Regions from separate parts of the Homo sapiens genome. Here region 1 is linked to region 2. A link is an interaction called in ENCODE POLR2A ChIA-PET data of the cell type or tissue named here. Cell type or tissue: GM12878. All regions are shown on one strand. Links, peaks and the distances in the headings refer to the core of each region. The heading gives the core; the rest is flanking DNA. Region 1 holds the start of HAUS4 (HAUS augmin like complex subunit 4). Region 2 overlaps PSMB5 (proteasome 20S subunit beta 5).

Region 1 (12,519 bases), core at 4,520-12,519, 66 kb after region 2:
AGCTACTCTGGAGGCTGAGGCACGAGAATCACTTGAGTCCAGGAGACAGAGGTTGCAGTGAGCTGAGATTGCGCCACCACACTCCAGCCTTGGTGACAGAGTAAGACTCTGTCTAAAAAAAAAAAAAAAAAAAAGGAGGCAGGGCATGGTGGCTCACGCCTGTAATCCCAGCACTTTGGACTTTGGGAGGCCAAGGCGGGTGGATCACCTGAGGTCAGGAGTTTGAGACCAGCCTGGTCAACATGGTGAAATCCCATCTCTACTAAAAATATAAAAAATTAGCCGGGTGTGGTAGTGGGCGCCTGTAATCCCAGCTACTCAGGAGGCTGAGGCAGGAGAATTGCTTGAACCCAGGAGACGGAGGTTGCCGTGAGCCAGCATGGTCCCACTGCACTCCAGCCTGGGTGACAAAGTGAGACTCCGTCTCAAAAAAAAAAAAAAAAAAAAAAACACATTAGGAGAAGCAAAGGAAATATACTGAGAGTCCCTGTCCTTGAGGAGGTCACAGTCTAGCCAGGGAGACAAATGAATGCATAAAATGACTTGAAAAGATTACAAGCAACATGTCAACAATTGCAAAGTAATTATTAGAAACAAAAGGCCAGGCATGGTGCCTCACGCTTGTAATCCCAGCACTTTGGGAGGTGGAGATGGGAGGATTGCTTGAGGCCAGCCTGATCAACATAGCAAGACCCCATCTCTATTCAAAAATTTTAAAAAGGCTGGGCGTGGGCCAGCCATGGTGGCTCACGCCTGTAATCCCAGCACTTTGGGAGGCCGAGGCAGGTGGATCACCTAAGGTTGAGAGTTCGAGACCAGCCTGACCAACATGGAGAAACCGTGTCTCCACTAAAAATACAAAATTAGCCGGGCGTGGTGGCGCATGCCTGTAATCCCAGCTACTCGGGAGGCTGAGGCAGGAGAATCACTTGAACCTGGGAGGTGGAGGTTGTGGTGAGCTGAGATCATGCCATTGCACTCCAGCCTGGGCAACAAGAGCGAAACTCGGTCTTAAAAAAAAAAAAGGACTGGCCGTGGTGGCTCACGCCTGTAATCCCAGCCCTTTGGGAGGCTGAGGCAGGTAGATCACTTGAAGTCAGGAGTTCGAAACCAGCCTGGCCAACATGGTGAAACCCCGTCTCTACTAAAAAACAAAAATTAGCTGGGCATGGTGGTATAAGCTTGTAACCCCAGCTACTTGGGAGGCTGAGGCAGGAGAATTACTTGAACCCCGGAAGCTGAGGTTGCAGTGAGCCGAGATTGCGCCACTGCACTCCAGCCTGGGCGACAGAGCGAAACTCTGTCTCAAAATAAATAAATAAATAAATAAATAAAATAAAAAAAAAAAAAACTGGTTGCCAACATTTATAACAGAAATTTCACATAAAAATCTGGATATTTTATATGAAGAGCTGGATTTCTAAGGTTTTGTTTGTTTGTTTGTTTTTTTAATAATCAGAAGATCTGTCATCCCTGAGCTTCCATTCCCACATGGCAGCAATCATTCTGTCATGACTCTGGACCCATCATCACTCTGTACCCTACGGCATTAGGTCCAGTTGTCCACTGGGACTGAATGATGGCTGCTCCTTTGTTTGGTGTAGTCTCTTCTTTGTCAGTCTCCACCACTCTGAAGTCTGCACCCTTCACACATTATTTACCCTCCTGGCTCCTGTAGACTTTTGGGTCAGTATCCCATGATTTGTATGATTCTGATGGGCTCCCTCCCCATCAAACCTTCCATTATTAATCATTTGAAGAAAGCAATAAATTAGTTTTGAAATGCTGCCCAAGAAATGCATCCATTTCAGAATTATCTGTGCCTGGGTTTTTTTATAAGGCAATTCAGTCATGGGAAACCCTGCTGGAATAATCTACTTGGCTACTATGGCTGCATACTGCAAATTAACTGAGCAAAATTTCCCTTCGATAAGTGGAATATAGAAAGTCTACTAAGTTGCTAACTTTCTCAAGGTTTTGCTTTTTTTGCCATAATACCTTAATCATAGGAGGCGTTTCAAAATTCACAATGTGTGTTCTTCCCAAGCATGAAACTCCAAATGTCCTTTAGTTGTTCTATTTCTCCCACTGGTTCTGATATAATTTTTAAAGGAGAATATCTCTTTCATGTGCAACTTGGTATAAAACAGTGTCACCACCAGCTTAAAATCCAAGGAGGCCAGGCATGGTGGCTCACACCTGTAATCCCAGCACTTTGAGAGGCCAAGGAGGGCGGATCACGAGGTCAGGAGATTGATACCATCCTGGCTAACACGGTGAAACCCCGTATCTACTAAAAAATACAAAAAATTAGCCGGGTGTGGTGGCGGGTGCCTGTAGTCCCAGCTACTCAGGAGGCTGAGGCAGGAGAATGGTGTGAACCTGGGAGGCGGAGCTTGCAGTGAGCCGAAATCGCACCACTGCACTCCAGCCTGGGCGACAGAGCGAGACTCTGTCTCAAAAAACAAACAAACAAACAAAAATCCAAGGAAAGCTGGATGCAGTGGCTCATGTCTGTAGTGCCAGGACTTCGGGAGGCTGAGGCTCAAGAAGATGGCTTGAGGCCAGAAGTTCGAGACCAGCCCAGCAACATAGTGAGACCCTGTCTCTACAAAAAATTTAAAAAACTACTGGGGCATGGTGGTGCATGCCTGTAGTCCCAGCTACTTGGGAGGCTGAGAAGGGAGGATCCCTTGAGCTAAGGAGTTTGAGGCTGCAGTGACCCATGCACTGCAGCCTGGGTGACTGAAACCGGTGCCACTGCACTTCAGCCTGGGTGACAGTGAGACCCTGTCTCTAAATTAATTAATTAAAATCCAGGGAAATACTTTTATCACCCTGGCACACGCTTTCAAGTTATAGCAGCATACTCAATCATTATAACAAGAATTGCCCACCTTGTGCTTCATGTCTAGCTTTTCAAAATGATACTGGTCTTCCCCTCCTGAATCAGTTTCCTTTATAGTCTCATATTCCTTTAAAAATGGTTTCAATCTGTCCCATTTTTGAGCCAAATTTCTTAGCTTTTCTTTGAGCTCTAAAATTTTCTATCAGGCCTACTTCATATACTAGTTCACAATAGTGTCTCAAAGTAAAACCAGGCTCATTCTAGTTTGTATAACAGAAATTTCTGTGAACAGACAGGCAACCCTTGAAGCCTCAAGGGCCTAGCTTTGAAATCCCCTTGGAGGTGTTAAGCAATTGAAAAAATGGCACATTATGAACATTTGTTCTAAAATTTTCATTTGATGTCATAGGTTGATTACATATTTTTTTATCCACTTGTTTTCTTCTTAAATTATGTGCTTACAGTAGGCATGAAATTTTCTAGCTTAATCATCAATAGTTGTAGCTCTGAATACCTTCATTTTCCAGTGAACAATCTTGAAAATAAATCTAAAATCTCTTGACTGCATGTAAAATTTTTTATTTCTGAAACTAGTTTCTCAGTCCATATAATATCAGAATGTATTCAAATACTTTCAAAGTGATATGGCTTATTTTTCAAGTTTTTCTAAATTATTGATCAGTTAAATATGATTCCAGCCAGTCACGGTGGCTCATACGCGTAATCCCAACACTTTAGGAGGCCAAGGCAAGTAGATCACTTGAGCCCAGGAGTTCAAGACCAGCCTGGAAAACATAGCAAGATACTGTCTCTACTAAAGACAAAAAAGTAACTGGTCTTGGTGGCATGTGCCTGGAATTCCAGCTACTTAGGAGGCTGAGGTGGGAGGATCACCCGAGCCTGGGAGGTCAAGGCTGCAGTGAGCTGTGATCATACCTCTGCGAGACAGAGAGACACCCTGTCTCCAAAAAAAAACAACAACAGTGATTCCAAGTTCCAATGCTATTTTAATGTCTTAGCTTTGCAACTGGTTATTGAAGCCCATATTTTTAGTGAGAACATATTCTACTCAAAGATTTCTATTGGTATCATAAATACTCACAGTACTCACAGTACTAAATACTAAATACTAGTACTAAAATACTCAGTACTAGTACTCACAGTACTAAATACTCACCTGGAATTTCTCTCTGGAATTTTTGTTTCCCGGCCTTAGTGTGGGAGGCAAAGTGCCTGCAATGTTCTTACAAATCTCCATTCTCTGCAATTCTAAACAATGCAGCAAAAGAATGTCCAAGTCTGAAAGGTTATGTAGACTTTTTCTCAGACTCTCATTTACATTTATCACTAAATTAAAAACATACATGAATAGTTTTTAGAAGACCAGGTCAACAGCAATGTCTGAAACGGTAGAGTTGGATTGAGGGCAGGAGTTATGTCTAATTTATCTTCCTACACCCTGACCTCCCACCCTTACAGGAGTCTAGCTCAGGAATACTTGAGTATGTTCTTGGCTTTATCATTAAAGAGCATTTAAGAAGTGAATGATTGTATTTTGCATATGGCATAACAGAAGGTGAGATGAACAACACTAATGAAAGGACAGGCCTATAAAAGCCAAGCATTCCATGGAATAAACAAAGCGATGTAAGGTATTTGTAGTGTGGTTGTGGCCGAAAATTCGTTTTTCAACAAATAAGTGCCTCACTGGAACTCGGAACCAACAATTAAGTATGGAGATAGGTACCCTGGGGCTGTTAGAAGCACCTCCTTAAATATAAACCCAAACAAATTAAGGTTTTGTTTTTGTTTTTTGTTTTTGTTTTTTTGAGACAGAGTCTTGCTCTGTTGCCCAGGCTGGAGTGCAATGGCACGATCTCGGCTCACTGCAACCTCTGCCTCCCAGGTCCAAGCGATTCTCTTGCCTCAGTCTCCTGAGTAGCTGGGATTACAGGGCACCTGCCACCACTCCCGGCTAATTTTTGTATTTTTAGTAGAGACAGAGTTTCACCATGTTGGTCAGGCTGGTCTCGAACTGCTGACCTCGTGATCCGCCCACCTCGGCCTCCCAAAGTGCTGGGATTACAGGCGTGAGCCACCGCACCCGGCCCAAATTAAGGTTTTAAATAGGATTTCATATTTATCAGCAATAAAATGACATTAACTTAAAAATGAATTGGTCGGGCGTGGTAGCTCATGCCTGTAATCCCAGCACTTTGGGAGACCAAGGTGGGAGGATCACTGGAGCCCAAGAGTTCGAGACCAGCCTGGGCAACATAGTGAGACCCCAACATAGAGAGTACATCTTTATTTGATTCAATTTACATAAGATTCTAGAAAGTCCAAACTATTCTATAGTGACAGAAAACAGAGTTGATGGTTGAGTAGGGCAGGGAGAAGCTAGAGAAAAGAATTACGTACGGGCACAGGTAAACTTTTAGAGTGTGATACATATGTTCACTATCTTGATCTTGGTGATGGTTTCACACATATATAGTTATATCAAAATGTATTGAATTGTACACTTTAAATACTGTGTGCCAAAATACCTCAATGAAGCTGTTTTTTAAAATTCTGGCAAAAAAGAGGGAAAGAGAAGGACAGAGGGAGAGAGAGAGAGAGAATATGAATGAATTCTAGGTCCTTTCTTACAATTCTTTCTTGTTCAAGGACACCGGATGGTGTCTGATTATAAACTTTTTTTCCCAGCACTTCACTGCACTCTTTTTTTTTTTTTTTTTTTTTTTGAGATGGAGTCTCTCTCTGTCGCCCAGGCTGGAGTGCAGTGGTGCAATCTCCGCTCACTGCAAGCTCCGCCTCCTGGGTTGACGCCATTCTCCTGGCTTAGCCTCCTGAGTAGCTGGGATTACAGGCACCCGCCACCACGCCCAGCTGATTTTTTGTATTTTTAGTAGAGACGGGGTTTCACCGTGTTAGCCAAGATGGTCTTGATTTCCTGACCTCGTGATCTGCCTGCCTCGGCCTCCCAAAGTGCTGGGATTACAGGCTTGAGCCACCGCACCCGGCCTTTGCTGCATTTTTAACTGCCAGGATGGACTATAGGCTTAACTTTCCAGTCTTACGTAGAGCTGGCCTATAAAATCCTTCACTTCGGTTGGTCCTGTCTCCTCTTGGACCTAGAATGCAGTTTATACTCCCCTTGTCTCTGCTTCCATTTGCTGGGATGTTTCCTTCATTCTAAATGATCCAAATTTTCTCTATCCTTTCAGGCCCAATGAAAGTAAGATTTATTTCATCTATTCTATCCTATCTATTTCTGCAGAAAGAATTCTGTACCTTCTTCATGTTTCTCTAGTATTTATAATCTAAACTGCTCTTTTGACACCAGTTTGCTGCCTTGTATTATTTGCTTTTCATGTGCATACGTCTTATCTTTTAGATTATGAACATCTTTGGGGCAAGGACTGGGCCATATTTAGCTTTGTGTCTCTCCCAAGGCACTTAATAGGTGCATAATAAGTGTCAATTTAAAACACCTCACTTTTAGTCTTTCCAATGCACTTTCTCAGCCATTATCTCATTTGATCATTACATCGACACTATGAGATTGGAGGAGCTAGAAATAAGTTATTTCCTCCTTTTGACAGATAAGGACCCTGAAGCCCAAGGTCACACAACTTGTAGAGACAGAGATGGAACAGATAATTGCACATGAAGGTCTGATCCAATTCAAGGCTTCTTTGCATCACTATCCCCTCTGTCCTCCTACCTGAAGACAGCTTGCTCCATCCTTCACCCCCTCATTCCCCAAAGTACTTTAGCCAAAGCTTCGTAGTACCATATTAGAGAACTTGACAAATCTGAGAGACAAAATTTCAGTAGATTTCCGATCAGCTCTGAGTCACCAAAGCATACTTGCTATTTTGTTCCAAGTGCCGTTTGCTATGGACATTATGCCTGATATTTAACTTTGCTGTGCTTCAGAGCTGAGGAAGCATAAATGATTTTTAAAAGCTTCAGAAAATGACAGCAGTTCAATATTAAGCATGAAAGGTGGCAGCTGATGAGCTGACCAAGAATATAAAATTTCTTCACTGGACCACACCATTCCTCTATGCATATTAATAGAATTCTGTAGCTGGTACTGAAGGAAAAGGCGAAACTCCCCATCTCTCAGCACACCTAACGGAGATTCCTTTCCTATCACTCCAGGCTATCACCTTATCTAATGTAAAAGATGTGATATACTTGGCACAGTTTACTTAGTATTGCATATTTTCTTTTTGTATTTTTTTTTTGTAGAGATGGGGATCGTCTCGCCATGTGGCCCAGGCTGGTCTCGAACTCCTGGGCTCAAGTGATCCTCCTGCCTCGGCCTCCCAAAGTGCTGGGTCAGGCATGAGCCACTGCACCCCGCCTAAACATTTTCTTTATTTTTAATTTTTATTTATTTTTAATTTTTTTCGAGACCGAGTCTCACTCTGTTGCCCAGGCTGGAGTGCAGTGGCACGATCTCAGGTCACTGCAACCTCCGCCTCCTGGGTTCAAGCGATTCTCCTGCCTCAGCCTCTGGAGCTAATTTTTTGTATTTTTAGTAGAGACGGGGGTCTCACCAGGTTGGCCAGCCTGGTCTCAAACTCCTGACTTCACGTGATCCGCCCGCCTCAGCCTCCCAAAGTGCTGGGATTACAGGCGTGAGCCACCATGCCCAGCTCTTTATTTTTTTAAATTTATATTTTTGAAATAATTCACCGAAGGTGTGGGTGGGAGTGAGGGTTGGGTTTAAGGTTAAGACAGGTGGGCCGGGCGCGGTGGCTCATGCCTGTAATCCCAGCACTTTGGGAGGCCGAGGCGGGCGGATCACGAGGTCAGGAGACTGAGACCATCCTGGCCAACGTGGTGAAACCCCGTCTCTACTAAAAATACAAAAAAAATTACCTGGGCGTGGTGGCGCCCGCCTGTAGTCCCAGCTACTCAGGAGGCTGAGGCAGGAGAATCGCTTGAACCCGGGAGGTGAAGGTTGCAGAGATCGCGCCACTGCACTCCAGCCTGGCAACAGAGCAAGACTCCGTCTGGAAAAAAAAAAAAAAAAAGATTAAGACAGGTGAAAGATATTTGGCCGGGCAGATTGCTTGAGGTCAGGAGTGCGAGACCATCCTGGCCAATATTGTGAAACTCTGTCTCTACTAAAAATATAAAAATTAGCCAGGCGTGGTGGCTCGTGCGGGTAATCCCAGCTACTCAGGAGGCTAGGGCAGGAGAATCGCTTGAACCTGGGAGGTGGAGGTTGCGGTGAGCCGAGATCGTGCCACTGCGCTCCAGCCTGGGCAACAAGTGCGAAACTCCGTACCCCCAAGAAAACAAACAAACAAACAAACAAAACAGGCGAATGAGGAATGCGCGCTAATAGGGAGTCTGTGGTGGGAATTCGAGAGGAAGGTGACCCTGAGGAAGCACTGTATGGTGCCCGGCATGGGCTGGGCTGGGCTGGGCTGGGCTGGGCGGCAGCGCCTCAGAGCCAGGCCTTAGTGAGGAGACTCGCAGGACGCGGCTTGGGTGGCAGGTCTGGGAAGGTTCCTTCCGAGAGCTATTGGGACAGGTTTAGACCCCCCAAATGGCGACCTCGAACTTAACCCTTTGTGCCTCAGTTCTCCCCCTCTGTAAAATGAGTATAATGGTGACTTTCTCACAGGACGCTTTAAGAACTAAACGAGGCCTGGCCGAGGGCGGTAGCTCACGCCTGTAATCCCAGCACTTTGGGAGGCCGAGGCGGGTGGATCACGAGGTCAGGAGATCCAGATCATCCTGGCTAACACGGTGAAACCCCGTCTCTACTAAAAATACAACAATTAGCCGGGCGTGGTGGCGGGCACCTGTAATCCCAGCTACTCGTGAGGCTGAGGCAGAGAATTGCTTGAACCCGGGAGGCGGAGCTTGCAGCGAGCCGATATTGCGCCACTGCACCCCAGCCTGGGCGACAGAGCGAGACTCCGTCTCAAAAAAAAAACGAGGCAAGGCAAGCAAAATGCTTGGCGTAGTGCCTGACTCATCGTAGGCCCTCAATAAATGTTAGCAATTACCACCATTTTCTCAGCATCTGCCCTTCACTGGGGAGGCACTAATGAGAAGGGGCAAAAAAGCCTTTCCGAGACCATCCTGTTTCCCAGTCCGGGTTCCACCACCCGAGCATGCGAACCCAGGGCGTTGGGAACCCAGCGCGCACCCGTCGAGGGGCGGGGCCTGCCGTTCCCGCCTCGAGTGTGGCCCCGCCTCCACCTCCTTCGTCGCGGCCTCTAGTGCACTTTCGGCTCCTTCCCCTTCCCGGGCCTTTCAGCTTGGTCTTTCCGGGCCTCGCTTCCCCCAGCCCCTGCGCCCGGCCCGAACGAGAGGTTCCGGAGCCCCGGCGCGGGCGGGTTCTGGGGTGTAGACGCTGCTGGCCAGCCCGCCCCAGCCGAGGTTCTCGGCACCGCCTTGAGAGCTTCAGCTGCCCCAGGGTGTGCAGGTTTGCTTTAGAGGGTCGGCGGGCGGAGCTTCGGGGAAGAGGAGCTCTGGGAGAGTCATTCCGGCCAGTGGCCGGAGACCGTCGTCGCTCTTGGGAATCCTTGGCCGCCCAGACAGAAGGGAAGTAGGCGCCGGAGAGCCCGTTCTGCATTTTGATTCATCTCGGGCCCTGTAAGGGTCATATCTTGTGAAAATAACCTGTAAAATCAATTTAACGTTCAGTGCAGCGTGTAAAGACAGCTCTAAGAATTTAAAAGACGCCTGAGTCAGAACATTTAAATGCTTGGGTCCCTGTAGCAGCGTTTTAACACGTCTGAGTGCAGAGGGTGGAGAATCGAGCCTGATTGCCGTTCACGCCCTGTAACCTTTAAGAAGGGTAAAGAAAGGCACCCTAAAAAACGCAAGGGGACACTTACCCTAGGGGGGGACGAACAGCTAGCTTTTTGGAATTTGGGTTGGTCTTCATTTCCAAGTGCGAAATTTGCCTGCAAAACTTTTTATTTGCAGTCATAGATCAACGATAAACAGAATTGTTAAAACACTGAACTTAACTAAGTAGTGGCTTTTGTTGACAAGTCGATTGTGTTATTAATTCTTAATGTCTCATCCAAGGCAGGAATCGTTATCTCAGTTTTGCAGGTGGGAAAAGTTTGGCACAGAAAAAAGCATTTTCCTTAAGTTCTCAGAAGCAACGGCCGGCCGAGCTGCAAATTAAGTCCCAGCATTCTGCCTCCTCAGCTGCGTCCCCCTCTAGACCATGTTAGAAAACAAATGAGTAGTTACTTTGATGTTACTCATAAAACGATCGAGTAAACCAAATGTTCTATAAACATGAAGCGTTAAATCATAATAACCTTCAATGCCTGTTCAGCTTTGGGAGGCTCAGTTGCCCTTTGGAGTTTGATACCTTGCAGAGAGGAGGGGCAGAGCAAAAACATGAAAAGTAATGTCAAGGGAAAATTTTTGTCTCCTGAGGTCAAACTGTGCCCATCTTTACTGCCCCTGTGTTGGTGTCATTCCTTTCAGCGCACTCCATGTTCTGGCAAAACACCCACAGCTCACGTTCTCGTTGTAGCCACATTACACCTTTGCATTACTCTTTTGCCACTGACCTCACTGTCAGTCTTCTTGTCACGCTGTTTCCTCCAGGTGCTCTTTTCTTAGGCTGTTATGTGAAAACCAGTTGTTCAAGTGTGGAATGATTTGTCATTCCTGAAGGATGATTCTAGAGTTAATGATAAAAAAAAAAAAAACTACCAACAGATCTTAGACAAAAAAAGAAGCACAAAAAAACTATTATGGAATTTGATAGCTGAGTTATTTGGGGGGAAAAAGTAGACTTTGATTTTTTTCCCTTTTCCCCCAGTTCACTCATAACTGGGAAGCTGCAGCTCAGTTTTAACTTTGGCATAATGGTGGTGGTGGTGGAGAATCCTCTTGTTTAGACTCAGTGAATTGGAAAGTTCTCTTTTTAGGATGCTCCTTTTGGACAGCTTGGAGCAAGTGGAAACACATGTGTGCTTAGAATGTGACATGTTTTGGCACTTGTAAATCTGTTTGTCCATAAAGCTTGTGTAAGAGCTTGGGACCCAGGATGTGTGGTATAGGCCCTCTGTAAAAGTCATCCTTGAGGTTCCTTTCCAGCTTGTGGACAGCAGAAATTTGAACATAAGGTAGTGTCCTTGGAGCAGCCAGCTGTTTATTCATCTTTTTGTTTTCTTTCACTTCTTGGTTCCACAGATTAGAATCCCAAGAAAATCAAATGGCATCCGGGGATTTCTGCTCACCTGGAGAAGGGATGGAAATACTTCAACAAGGTAAGAGTAGCCACTTGCAAAAGGTTTGATGATTTATCCAGAGAGGTCTTATCCAGGTTCTTGCCTTTTCTAGTAAAAAGCATTTATTGGCTCACACCTGTAATCCCAGCACTTTGGGAGGCTGAGGTGGGTGGATCACGAGGTCAGGAGATCGAGACCATCCTGGCTAACACGGTGAAACCCTGTCTCTACTAAAAATACGAAAAATTAGCTGGGCGTGGTGGTGGGTACCTGTAGTCCCAGCTACTCCAGAGGCTGAGGCAGGAGAATGGTGTGAACCTGGGAGGCGGAGCTTGCAGTGAGCTGAGATCGTGCCACTGTACTCCAGCCTGGGCAACAGAGCAAGACTCCAAAAAAAAAAAAAAAAAAGGATTTATAAGTTTCCCCAGTATGGTTTTCCTCACAGAAGCATGTGTTTCTGAGGAAACTGGAATACATGAAGATCCTTGAACACTCTCTTATTGGAAAACAGACTACACTAATTCCTGTTAATGTTGGTTCAATATCTGCTTGTGTAGTAGGCTAAAAACTCAAGATGCTCCCATGCTGATGTTAGCAAGCATATTATAAAAATAAGGGTAGCCAGCAAATTCCTTGAAGGTGTCCTTCCTACCTGTGTCTTAAATATTCTCATATCTTAGTCTCCAAAATTTCAGATCCTTCTATATCCTGAGTTCTTTCCATATCTCAGATCCTTTCTATATCTTGAATCCTTCAAGAGCTTGCATTTTCTATATCTTGACTATTTCCATATTGGATGCTTCAGTACCTTAGGGAAAAAGAGAGATTTCTTATTTCCCAAAAAGACTTTGGGTATAATGTTCCAAAGAATGAAAATTTGGGTGTTTTGGCAAGTAGAGGTAAAAGACCCCAACAGAGAGCATATGGAAAAAGAAATGGAAAGAAAGCTCCTTGAGCATATGGAAAAACCAGAGGATCTCAATTTCTTACACTTTTTTCTCATGCCTGTGCTGTTTTGTATCTACATGGGTTACTCAACTCTACTGACAATTATAAGTATTTGGGCCAGCTGGCCAGGTGTGGTGGCTCATGCCTGTAATCCCAGCACTTTGGGAGGCCAAGGCGGGCGGATCACCTGAGGTTGGGAGTTTGAGACCAGCCTGACCAACATGGAGAAACCCCGTCCCTACTAAAAATACAAAAATTAGAGGCTGGGCACGGTGGCTCACACCTGTAATCCTAGCACTTTGGGAAGCCGAGGCGGGCAGATCACGAGGTCAGGAGATTGAGACCATCCTGGCTAACAAGGTGAAACCCCGCCTCTACTAAAAATACAAAAAAAAAAAAAAAAATAGCTGGGCGTGGTGGCGGGTGCCTGTAGTCCCAGCTACTTGGGAGGCTAAGGCAGGAGAATGGCGTGAATCTGGGAGG
Region 2 (12,599 bases), core at 2,996-10,995:
GCCTTCTTCAAGAGGCCTTCCTGATGACCCTGTCCCATTCATTGTGAGTCAGCCCCTTGCCTCATATTACAGTTGGCCCTTGAGCAACATGGGTTTGAATCACTCAGGTCCACTTATACGCAGGTATTTTTCAACCTAATTCTGATTGAAAATACACATTCCCAGAATTTGAAACCCAAATATACAGAGGACCAATTTATTTATTTATTTATTTATTTATTTTTGAGATGGAGTTTTCCTCTTGTCACCCATGCTGGAGTGCAATGGCGCGATCTCAGTTCATTGCAACCTCCACCTCCTGGGTTCAAGTGATCTCCTGCCTCAGCCTCCCGAGTAGCTGGGATTACAGACACCCGCCACCCTGCCAGCTAACTTTTGTATTTTTAGTAGAGACAGGGTTTCACCATGTTGGCCAGGCTGGTCTTAAACTCCTGACCTCGGGTGATCCACCTGCCTCAGCCTCCCAAAGTGCTGGGTGGCGTGAGCCACCATATCTGGCCAACTTTTCATATATGCAGGTTCTGCAGGGCCAACTTTGGGACTTGAGTGTGCATAGATTTTGGTATATGCAGGGGTCTTGGGACAAATCCCCTTCATATACCAAAGGATGACTAGTTAACCCAAGGCTGAATAAGATAAATAACCTTTTTTTTTTTTTATTGAGACGGAGTCTCGCTCTGTCGCCCAGGCTGGAGTGCAGTGGTGCCATCTCTGCTCACTGCAAGCTCCGCCTCCCGGATTCACGCCATTCTCCTGCCTCAGCCTCCCGAGTAGCTGGGACTACAGGTGCCCGCCACCACGCCCGGCTAATTTTTTGTATTTTTAGTAGAGACGGGGTTTCACTGTGTTAGCCAGGATGGTCTCAATCTCCTGACCTCATGATCCACCCGCCTCGGCCTCCCAAAGTGCTGGGATTGCAGGCGTGAGCCACAGCTCCTGGCCTGATAAATACCGTTTTTAAAAGAACCAGTTGGCTGGGCATGGTGGCTCATGCCTGTAATCTCAGCACTTTGGGAGGCCGAGATGGGTGGATCACCGGAGATCAGGAGTTCGAGACCAGCCTGACCAACATGGTGGAACCTTGTCTCTACTAAAAATACAAAATTATTGGGAGGCCGAGGCGGGCGGATCACGAGGCCAGGAGATCGAGACCATCCTGGCTAACACGGTGAAACCCCATCTCTACTAAAAATACAAAAAATTAGCTGGGCGTGGTGGTGGTCGCCTGTAGTCCCAGCTACTTGGGAGGCTGAGGCAGGAGAATGGCGTGAACCCAGGAGGTGGAGCTTGCAGTGAGCTGAGATCGTGCCACTGCACTCCAGACTGGGCAACAGAGCAAGACTCCATCTCAAAAAAAAAAAATACAAAATTAGCCGGCTGTGGTGGCACATGCCTGTAATCCCAGCTACTCAGGGAGATGAGGCAGGAGAATCTCTTGAACCCTGGAGGTGCATGCCTGTAATCCCAGCTACTCAGGAGGCTGAGGCAGGAGAATCAATCACTTGAACCTGGGAGGCAGAGGTTGCAGTAAGCTGAGATTGTGCCATTGCACTCCAGCTTGGGAAACAAGAAAGAAACTTTGTCTCAAAAATCAGTCAGTCAATCAATAAATAAAAAGAACCAGTCAAATGCGGAAGGAGTTTTGAGGAGGAAGAGATTACTTATGATGGGAGGAATTGGGGAAGACTTCATGGATTGGTGGTGGTTGTCCTGGATGTAAAAAAGGGAAAGGGAACATAACAAAGAAAGGGAGGAAAGAAGCATGAGCTTTTGAGGAGTAACTGAAAGTCCAGTTTAATTGGAACTAAGTGGGTGAAGGGGAATAGTGAGCCATAAAGCCAGAAGGGTACTTTGGAACCAGATGATGACCCCCCTCTAGGCAAGAGAGCATGGCACTGGGGCTGAGGAGGGGCCAGAGAAAGGAGTAAGGTAGACATCAGAATCACCTGAACCTGAAAACCAATAAGGGCAGAGGTGCTCAAGCTGGCTTGCATTAAAATCACCTGGGGGACTTAAAAAACAAGTTCCATACCTGTTTCCCACCCCACACCAGTTATAAAAAATACCTAGGGTAAGTCCTGTGCATTTTTGAAAAAAATCTTTGTTAGATGACTCTAGTGCACAGTGAGATGTGAGAATCACTGAAACAGGAAAAAGAGTAGTGATGCTATTGGCAGAATTTCAGAAGACAGGAGGAAGCGTGGGTTTGTGGCGCACAAGAGAGATGAGTGTGGTAGGTAATGGAGAACCACTGGTATCTAAGTTTAGGAAGTTTGAATCTGTACATGATGACAAAGACATCCAGCTGGAGGGATCCAGTAGGCAGTTGGGATTGAACACTTTGTCTAAATTTTCATCTGTACCAAAAGTCAGCTAGTTTTTTCATAAAGGGCCAAATAGTAAATATTTTAGGTCTGCAGGCCTAAATCTTTGTCTCAAATACTTAACTCTGCCGGTGTTGCACAAAACAACCATAGACAGTATGGAAACAGTGGCTCTGTTCCAATAACATTTTAATTACAAAAATAAAGGCAGTTGGCCTGGCCAAACCCTGGTCTATACCAGCAATAGAAATATAATGTGAGCCATATATGTAATTTTACATTTTATACTAGCTACGCTTTTAAAATTAAAAAAAATTAATTTCAATATATTTTGTTTAACCTAATAAATCCAAAATATTATGTTAGCAGGTAGTACTAGTTCATTTCAAATGCTCAACTAGTCCTGTGTGGCTAGTGGCTACCATATGGACAGTGCAGGTCTTTACAATGTGATTACAAACTCTAGGCTTTATTATCCTCCTGTGTAAAGTATGTCTTGTTCTCCAGATAGTCTAAACTCTTTGAGTTCTGGCATTATGGAGTTTGTTTTTCTGTCACACAGGCTGCAGTGCAGTGGCATAATCACAGCTCACTGTAGCCTCAACCTCCTGGGCTCAAGTGACTGGGATTATGGGGTCTTTTGATGGGGGAGTGGGGATTATGTTTTGTTTGTTTGTTTTTTGAGACAGAGTTTCACTCTTGTTGCCCAGGCTGGAGTGCAGTGGTGCGATCTCGGCTCACTGCAAACTCCACCTCCCAGGTTCAAGTGATTCTCCTGCCTCCGCCTCCTGAGTAGCTGGGATTACAGGCATGCGCCACCACGCCTGGCTAATTTTGTATTTTTAGTAGAGACAGGGTTTCTCCATGTTGGTCAGGCTTGTCTTGAACTCCTGACCTCAGGTGACCCACCTGCCTCGGCCTCCCAAAGTGCTGGGATTACGGGTTTGAGCCACTGCGCCTGGCCGGGGATTATGTTTTAAATGTTATCTTTCACAGTGTCTGAAGTTCTGTGCTTGAAACCTAAGTCATTTGGAATGTACTTGTTTTGTGGGTGTGCTGAGAGGATCGGCAACATGGCAAGGTAGTTATTATAATATAAGGTGAGATGGGGTGGTATGTTGTAGAATCCTGGAGTCTTAATATTAAATTTTATTCCTTCAGGTTTTTTTTTTTTCCTGAAGACAGCATCTCAGTCTGTTGCCCAAGCTGGAGTGTGGTGGTGTGATTATAGCTTACTGCAGCCTGCAAGTCCTGAGCTCAAACAATCCTCCTGTTTCAACCTCCCACAGACATGCACCACCACACTCAGCTAGCTTTTAAAAAAATAATAATAATTTTATAGAAGTCCTATCTTGTATTTATGTTGGCTTCCCTGGGTTTCTCTTTTATATATATATATATTATTTTATTTATTTATTATTATTATTATTATTTTTTTTTTTTTTGAGACAAAGTCTTGCTCTGTCTCCCAGGCTGGAGTGCAGTGGCGCGATCTCGGCTCACCGCAAGCTCCGCCTCCCGGGTTTACGCCATTCTCCTGCCTCAGCCTCCTGAGTAGCTGGGACTGCAGGCGACCGCAACCACACCTGGCTAATTTTTTGTTTTTTAGTAGAGACGGGGTTTCACCGTGTTAGCCAGGATGATCTCGATCTCCTGACCTCGTGATCCACCCGCCTCGGCCTCCCAAAGTGCTGGGATTACAGGCGTTAGCCACCGCGCCTGGCCTATTTATTATATTATTTTGAGACAGCGTTTCACTCTTGTTGCCCAGGCTGGAGTGCAATGGCGCGATCTTGGCTTACCGCAACCTTTGCCTCCCAGGTTCAAGTGATTCTCCTGCATCAGCCTCCTGAGTAGCTGGGATTATAGGCATGTGCCACCACGCCTGGCAAATTTTGTATTTTTAGTAGAGATGGGGTTTCTTCATGTTGGTCAGGCTGGTCTCAAACGCCTGACCTCAGGTGATCTGCCCACCTCAGCCTCCCAAAGTGCTGGGATTACAGGCATGAGCCACCGCGCCCGGCCTATTTTTTTATTTTTTTAAATTTTATTCTAGGTTTTAAGAGAACTACTGCTGGCCGGGCGAGGTGGCTCACGCCTGTAATCCCAGCACTTTGGGAGTCCGAGAAGGGCAGATCCCCAGAGGTCAGGAGTTCAAGACCAGCCTGACCAACATGGTGAAACCCCGTCTCTACTAAAAATACAAAAATTAGCTGGGCGTGGTTACGAGCGCTTGTAATCCTAGCTACCTGGGAAACTGAGGCAGGAGAATCACTTTAACCCAGGAGGCGGAGGTTGTGGTGAGCCGAGATTGCGCCATTGCACTCTAGCTTGGGCAACAAGAGCAAAACTCCATCTCAAAAAAAAAGAACTACTGCCTTGGCATATGAATTAGATATCAAAAGGGGTGATCTTTTTTTTTTTCCTGCTAACCTCATCTCCCTTTCCAGGCCTCTACTACGTGGACAGTGAAGGGAACCGGATTTCAGGGGCCACCTTCTCTGTAGGTTCTGGCTCTGTGTATGCATATGGGGTCATGGATCGGGGCTATTCCTATGACCTGGAAGTGGAGCAGGCCTATGATCTGGCCCGTCGAGCCATCTACCAAGCCACCTACAGAGATGCCTACTCAGGAGGTGCAGTCAACCTCTACCACGTGCGGGAGGATGGCTGGATCCGAGTCTCCAGTGACAATGTGGCTGATCTACATGAGAAGTATAGTGGCTCTACCCCCTGAAAGAGGGTGGATGCAGCTGCTTGTGTTTCTTGGGGTGACTGTCATTGGTAATACGGACACAGTGACCCATCCTCCATCCTATTTATAGTGGAAGGGCCTTCAATTGTATCAGTACTTTTTTTTAAGCTCTGGCACATTGACCTCTATGTGTTACCAGTCATTAATGAGCTGCTGCAGAGGTGACTATTTGTTTTACTTTCTTGGATGTTAACATTACACTACTCACTACTCAATCTCAGCCTGTGTTGCATCTTTTGTCCACACTGTCCCTCCTCCAAGCACTTTTCAGTCAAATAAGCCAGGACAGTGGAAGGGAAGTGACTGTAATTACAGGAAACAGTGGTGTGAAGACATTGTCTAGTGAATACATTAATGTCCCCACTCATGAAGCTAATAACGGAGAAGGAGAGAGAGGCAGGGAGGAGGGAGACACTTCTCGATTTGGTTTACAAAGAGATGAAAAGTTGATGAGGTGGAAAGATGCACAGGGCTGTACCAGGCAGGGCTCCAGCGGAAAAGGCTGTCACCCTGTGGTGGGGGAAGGGAGGCTGAGGCTACATGCAGAGCGGAAGGGTGAAGAGGGTAAATCTTGACTCTTAAACCAACTGGGAAGGGAAGGCTTGGACCCTGGGAAGGGGAGGACAAAGAAGTGGCTGTGAAAGCAGTAGTAACCACAAGCTTGGTGACCCTTGTCCTTTTGGTCCTCCAGTGCATATGTGTGGAGGGGAGAGGGTAGTGATGGTGATTTTATAGCCTCCTGGTCAGGAAGCAGCACTAAATTGTCACTGGAATGTGTGGGTGGGGAAGAGGCCCTGCTGAGAGCAGAGAGATGGCTGATTTATCACACCCAGCACTGTTGGGGCTGGGGGGAGTTCCCAAGCTATGGTGGCAGCAGATGGCAAGGCCTTCTGTTAAAGAGAAGACAGGGGATAGAGGAGGTTGATGGGAGAAACCTTTAAAAAATGGGAGCGGAGGACACAAACAATACCACCTTGTATTTAGTCAGAAGGCAGAAAGTGGTTGGTGAAGGTGACAACCCAGTGTCATGTTTTGAGACTGAGAGGTTTGGAGAAGTCATTCACAGAAGAAGAGGGGGTAAACCCTCCTCTCCTGTACTGCAGCTACCTTCCCTTCCCCCTCAGCCTTGTGCAGTCTTCGTATTGATTGATGAGGGCTGTCGGCCAGGAACTGATCGAGGCTTGTTAATTGCATTTGTCAAATGCAGGGAAATTGGGAATTAGTGAAATCGGAGAAGGGGGTTTGGAAAACAAATGACTCGTGCCTAAGGAAATTTTTTGCAGGAAAGTATCTCAGGAGCCCCTGCAGTCAGGGAGCTGCTGGTGTGGACTCAGACTACATGGTTGAAATAGGCAGGAGCTGGGCGGGGCACAGTGGCTCAGGCTTGTAATCCCAGCACCAGCACTTTGGGAGACGGAGGCAGGCAGATCACTTGATGCCAGGAGTTTGAGACCAGTCTGGCCAACATGGTGAAACCTGTCTCTACTAAAAATACGAAAAATTAGCTGGGTGTGGTGGCAGGCACCTGTAATCCCAGCTACTTGGGAGGCTGAGGCAGAGGTTGCAGTGAGCCGAGATGGTGCCATTGCACTCCAGCCTGGGCAACAAAAGCAAAACTCCATCTAAAAAAAAAAAGAAAGAAAGAAATAGGCAGGACCCAAGCTACATCTTCCTTCTCGTAGACTGTTGGGAAATGGTTAGCTGCGTGAGAAGCACAGGTAGGTCATCTTCCTCCCACTTAGGACATTGGTTTGCAGATCTTAAAAAAAAAAAAGAAAAAAAAAAAAGCACTCTTAGGAGAAATCCCAATGCCTGAAAAAAAAATCAGAGGTTGAAATTGAGCTGAGAGGTCCAGAGCCTCCACTATTGAGCTTCCCCATCCAGCCACTCCCCGCAGCACCCTTTGTTAGCCCCATACACATACACAGTCCCTGGCACTTCTTGGAACCTCAAGGAACACAATTTGAACACCTCTTCCCTGGGAAATAGCCTTAAGGATAGAAAGAGAATTGAAGATTGGAATTTCCTTACATGACCCCAGAGAGCATAAGACCCCAGCTTTGGTCCATGAACAGAAAATTCATTCTGGAGAGAAGAGATGATCGTGAAACAATGCAACCCTTTGCCCTGTTTCTGTCTCACACTTTGCTTTGGCAGTGGTTTAGCTGTTTAACGGAAACACCTATTCTGCACTGGCAGAGTCCTTATGTTAGAAGAGAAAATGCATGTTCTGTTCTGGCATATCCCTGTTGATCTACCTTCCTGGGTCTTGGGTAAAAGACTCATTTAATGGAAGAGCTCGATTTGTGGTAGGTTTTTCTGGGAAGAAAGTAGAGCAGAGGTAGGGAAAAACTGCAAGTCTGTAGGCTAGTGGTATCCACCCTGTGCATTTGTGATTTCTTGCTGATGGTTACTGGGGGGAAATTGGCTTTGCAGCGATGTGTGTCTCCGCTTGTGTGGGAATGATGGATGCCGCATAGGATTGGAGAGATGTTTTTGAGTGGAGTGTACCAGTTCAGGGACTCCCATCAGATTCATTTCCCAGTACAGTCCTCTTGACAAAGGATGATGGAAAAGAAATCGCCTTAAATAGCTGGAAGATTAATTTCTCTCAGCAGTTCCCAGGCGTCCAAGGGACTGGGCTCTTTAAGTGATGTCTGACAACTTCTCTTCCCTCAACAGATAACTCAGTAACACCAAAATCTGGCTCCTCGGGGTAGGTGATGGGACTAATCTGATTAAATAGGGAGCAAATACTCCTGGAGGCCCCTTGCTTTCTCTTGCTAGCCTTCCAGCATCTGCACACCAGGCAAGGGAGGGCTGTGGGGAGTAGCAGTGCACTGTGGGGTGAGTAGAATGTTCATGAAGGAAGGTGAAAAGGTAGGTGAGGATGTGGGGGAGGAGGGAGGAAGGGCACAGTTAACGCAAATCAAAGACTGAAGGATAATAGTTACTGAGTGTTCCTCTTTAGGCAAAACCAGAAGGTCAGTGTCTCTTGATATCCTCCTCAGCTAGCAAATGAGAAAACTGTCAGAGCCATTTGGGGAGTGGAAGGTCACATCCTCCGAGGGGAAATAAAATAACTGATTTATTCTGGCCCACGGATTCTATGTGGTCTGTTAGGGGAAGGAAGAAAGAGGTGGGATGAAAAGAGAATAAAGTAGAAAAAAAAAGGTGGATGGAAATTTTGAGGGGAGCATTTCCCTTGTGTCAGGAGTAACAAGGATAGGATGATTGGGTTAGGAGAGAATCTACATGACCATATCTAATTTTCGGTGGATACATTTAGGTTTTTAATTTTCTTTTATTTTTGTTTCTTTTGTTAGATCTTCCCCTGACCTGCTCCCAGGGCTATAACAGATACGGACTTTGAAACTGTATGGAGTATAGAGCAGTGCTCTATAATTTAAAATATACATATATTGCAACCAAGCACCTCTGCTGTTTTGCGTTTGTTTCTTGTTTGTTTTTATAAATTCTAGTTTCCCTTCAGGAAGCCAGAATCATACTGGGAATGCTTTAATTATAGTGGGCAAGAGGGAGCTCAAACAGCAATCAGAACTGCCCTGATCAGCAGCTGCTGCCACCTTCTACCTGACCTGGGCCACCCCTCTTTTTCCCCCCAAGTCAGCCTCCCGTGCTCCCCAGGCGTGGCTTCAGAGCCAAGTTCTGGTTTCCAGGAGCTCTGCCCCCACTGAAGCATTTCAATAAAAAACATTTCTAAAATGTCCCCTTTGCAGTTGTTAGTGGGTCAAGCAGAAGAAATTCTACCCACGTCAGCTTCTTGGGCTTATTTGACCCAACTCATTTCTCCCAGAAGCTTTTGCCTCTGAGTTAGGTGCCAAGCTTAAGCTGGTATTTAACTCTTTATGGTCCAGATTAAGCTGTCATCAGCCATAAAGATATGACCCAGTTTATTTGAAAAGAAATAAGACACCATGGGTTCGACACGTTCTGATGCTTCCCATTACTTATCCCCGGCCCCATCTTAGGCTGTTCCTCCCTTTGCCTCGTTCCATGTTTTCTCTCTGCTCTCTCACTTTATAAAAATTCTCTTTCCTTTGCAGAGTTTAAATAAAAACCAATCAATCAATAAACCAAGGGCTGCTTATAGGCTTTACTGTAACAAGAAAAGGTTATCATTAACTGCAGGGTACCCAAAAAGCTGGTATTATAGAGGAAAACAGATGGAATGGCAGAAAGTGAACTAGAGAGAACAAGAGACAAACCAGAGACAAACAAAAGCGACTCCCAGACAGCAAGCGCGAGATTGAGCAAAGTGCAGAGGGAGATGTGAACGTGGCAGAGAAAGATGGATGGAGATATTGACAGGCAGAGCTGGACTGTGAATGGGGGCAGACAGGGAGTGGGAAAGGAGACTAAGAAGGACAGTGATAGAGAGAGTGGGCAGAAAAACAGGGAGGAAGGAAGCGGCTCGAAGCTAATGCACAGTGAAACATGTCCCCCTGGAGACAGATAATTTCTCCAGCCATACGTAATGAACACGTGCCTCTCTGTGTGTTGCCCCTGTACTGTCACAGTCACTTAAATTCTGCAAGAATCTCTCCATGTCTACACCACTTATGCGAGGTTGGAAAGAAGGTTTGGGCTCTCACAACCCCCATCTCAATCCAGCCAGGCCGAAGACAGAAAATTAGAAACCTGTGTCGTAAAAGTAACAGGGTGAGTGAGGCAGGATCACAGATCCAGTACCTTCGAAAATTTGTTTTTAGGTTCACTAAGAAGCCTTCTCTCCCCACACCTCCATACTCCCTGGCAACACACATCATACACACATAACTCATCCTCTTTTCTGCAAACATGCCTGCAGATCAGGGCCTAGGGTGCCTAAGTCAGGAGAGGGAAGCCACTACCTCCCAGGAAGACTGAGGAATAGCACATGTCAGGTAAGACGAGAAATAAGTAGGTCCAAATAGAAGTAGGTGTAGCCTACAAGGCACCAAGGTAGAGGGGATGTTTTTGCACGACCGCAGCTCTTTTCTCATTCTAGCCTCAACACCATCACTATCCCAGAGACACCTATGCACTCTAAGCCTCCCCATGCATACAGAGTTTCACACAATACACAGGCTTTTTTTCACAGCAGCTTATCTCCAGCGGTGATGTGTGGTATTGTCTGATTAGAGGGAATCCTCTGAGCACCATGGTTATGTGGGAGGGCTCATAATCACCATGTCTCCCTTGAGTCTTGAGTTTGCGCTCATAGCTTAGTCTTTAGAAAAGAAAGCAATGGAGCATTTTAAACCAACACAACATATTCAGCATAGTCCTGCATTTCCAAGCACCTCCTAAAGAGGAAAAATGCATAAAGGTGGATCAATCCAAGTGCGGTCCTTGGCTAGGGGTCAGCACTGTTCTACATCTCATTTAAACAGCCTTAGGGCCAGGTGCCATGGTTCACACCTATAATCCCAACACTTTGGGAGGCCAAGGTGGGAGGATCACTTGAGCTCAGGAGTTCAAGACCATCTGGGCAAAATAATGAGACCCCCATCTCTACAAAAGATATTAAAATTTAGCCAGGTGTGGTGGTACATACCTCTAGTACCAGCTCCTCAGGAGGCTGAAGCAAAAGGATCACTTGAACCTGGGACATGAGGCTGCAGGGAGCTGTGATCGCACCACTGCACTCCAGCCTGGGTGACAGAGTTAGACCCTGTCTCAAACAAAACAAAACAAATCAAAAAACAGCCTTAGGCATGTGCCACATCAAACAGCATCTATGTAGTGTCTCTGGTTGTTTCCTGGCATGTCTGCCTGCTTTTTCAGTTAAGCACTATAGTGTAGTTTTTACTTGTTCCCCCACAGTGTCTAGCATGCTGTTGGCTACTCAGGAAAGATATATAATAAATGTACTTTTAATAAATGAATTAATGAGGCTAGGTGCATTAGCTGACGCCTGTAATCCTAACACTTTGGGAGGCCGAGGTGGGTGGATCACTTGAGGTCAGGAGTTCGAGGCCAGCCTGGCCAACGTGGTGAAACTCTGTCTCTACTAAAATACAAAAATTAGCTGGGTGTGGTGGTGTGCACCCGTAATCCCAGCTACTTGGGAGGCTGAGGCAAGAGAATCACTTGAACTGCAGCGCAGGCTGCACTGAGCAGAGATTCCACTAGCCACTATACTCCAGCCTGGGCAACAGAGCAAGACTCCACTACAAAAAAAAAAAAAATACAGAATTAATGAATGATTGCCAGGCGCGGTGGCTCACGCCTGTAATCCCAGCACTTTGGGAGGCCGAGGCAGGCGGATCACCTGAGGTCAGGAGATCGAGACCAGCCTGGCTAACACAGTGAAACCCCATCTCTACTAAAAATACAAAAAAAAATTAGCCGGGCATGGTGGCAGGCGCCTGTAGTCCCAGCTACTCGGGAGGCTGAGGCAGGAGAATGGCGAGAACCCGGGAGGCGGAGGTTGCAGTAAGCAGAGATAGCGCCACTGCAGTCTGGCCTGGACGACAGCGAGACTCCGTCTCAAAAAAAAAAAAAAAAAAAAAAGACCAGCCTGGCCAACACGGTGAAACCTCGTCTCTACTAAAAATACAAAAATTAGCCAGGCGTGGTGGCAGGCACCTGTAGTCCCAGCTACTCGGGAGCCTGAGGCAGGAGAATCGCTTGAACCTGGGATGTGGAGGTTGCAGTGAGCCGAGATTGCGCCATTGCACTCCAGCCTGGGGAACAAGAGCGAGACTTCATCTCAAAAAAAAAAAAAAAAAAAAAAATTAATGAATGATTTCACTATGGTGTCATTTTGCCAGTGGTTCCTACCCTTCTTAGCACTGTGACTCCCATATTGTTTAATTTTAAGATGCCCTTTGCTGCTCTTAAACATACTATGGGCCAGGCACGGTGGCTCATGGCTATAATCCTAGTGCTTTGGGAGGCCAAGGCAGGTGGATCACCTAAATTCAGGAGTTAAAACCAGCCTGGCCAATATGGTGATGAAACTCTGTCTCTATTAAAAATACAAAAATCAGCCAGGTGTGGTGGCATGCGCCTGTAATCCCAGCTACTCAGAGGCTGAGGCAGGAGAATCACTTAAACCTAGGGGGCAGAGGTTGCAGTGAACCAAGATTGTACCACTTCGTTCCAGCCTGGGTGAAAGAGTGAAACTCTGTCTCAAAAAAACAAAAAAACAAAAACAAAAACAAAAAAACTATGAAACGTATATTAATTTTTAAAATTAAGACAAATTAAAATTACTTGTTTTGTGAATTTCTTTTTTTTTTTTTTGAGACAGAGTCTCGCTCTGTCGCCCAGGCAACATTGGCGCAATCTCGGCTCACTGCAATCTCTGCCTCCCAGGTTCACGCCATTCTCCTGCCTCAGCCTTCCCAGTAGCTGGGGCTACAGGCGCCCGCCACCATGCCCGCTAATTTTTGTTTTTTTTGTATTTTTTAGTAGAGACGGGGTTTCACCGTGTTAGCCAGGATGGTCTTTTTTGTTTTTTTGGGACTTTTTTTTTTTCTTTTTGACACCACTGCACTCTAGCCTGGGCG

Evidence for each region. Peaks named below come from ENCODE experiments on the same cell type or tissue, not always from the same donor. Only the 100,000 strongest peaks of a DNase experiment are listed, where the experiment ranks them.
Region 1: POLR2A ChIA-PET joins it to region 2 with 10 read pairs; 16 of 35 experiments call an interaction of 5 or more read pairs at or near these places.

The regions. Positions count from the first base shown.
Region 1 is chr14:22,953,708-22,966,226 of GRCh38, reverse strand. HAUS4 (HAUS augmin like complex subunit 4) reads left to right here and starts at 9,137. Exons shown (of 10, transcript NM_001166269.2): 1 at 9,137-9,311; 2 at 11,051-11,127. The coding sequence starts at 11,073. It overlaps PRMT5-DT (PRMT5 divergent transcript), which reads right to left. Exons shown (of 3, transcript NR_110002.1): 3 at 11,535-11,896. It overlaps MIR4707 (microRNA 4707), which reads left to right and starts at 9,198; the gene lies at 9,198-9,277. RefSeq lists a silencer at 7,615-7,975 and enhancers at 7,775-8,353, 8,354-8,933, 9,316-9,445. In GM12878, for the core only: no CTCF peak of the experiment used is centred there; DNase peaks (open chromatin) are centred at 9,006 and 9,416; H3K4me3 peaks cover 2,244 bases; H3K27ac peaks cover 1,814 bases.
Region 2 is chr14:23,018,551-23,031,149 of GRCh38, reverse strand. PSMB5 (proteasome 20S subunit beta 5) reads left to right here. Exons shown (of 3, transcript NM_002797.5): 3 at 4,775-5,294. The coding sequence ends at 5,061. Among named protein-coding and RNA genes, the nearest start is that of PSMB5, 10 kb to the left of the region's middle. RefSeq lists an enhancer at 5,944-6,033. In GM12878, for the core only: no CTCF peak of the experiment used is centred there; no DNase peak of the experiment used is centred there.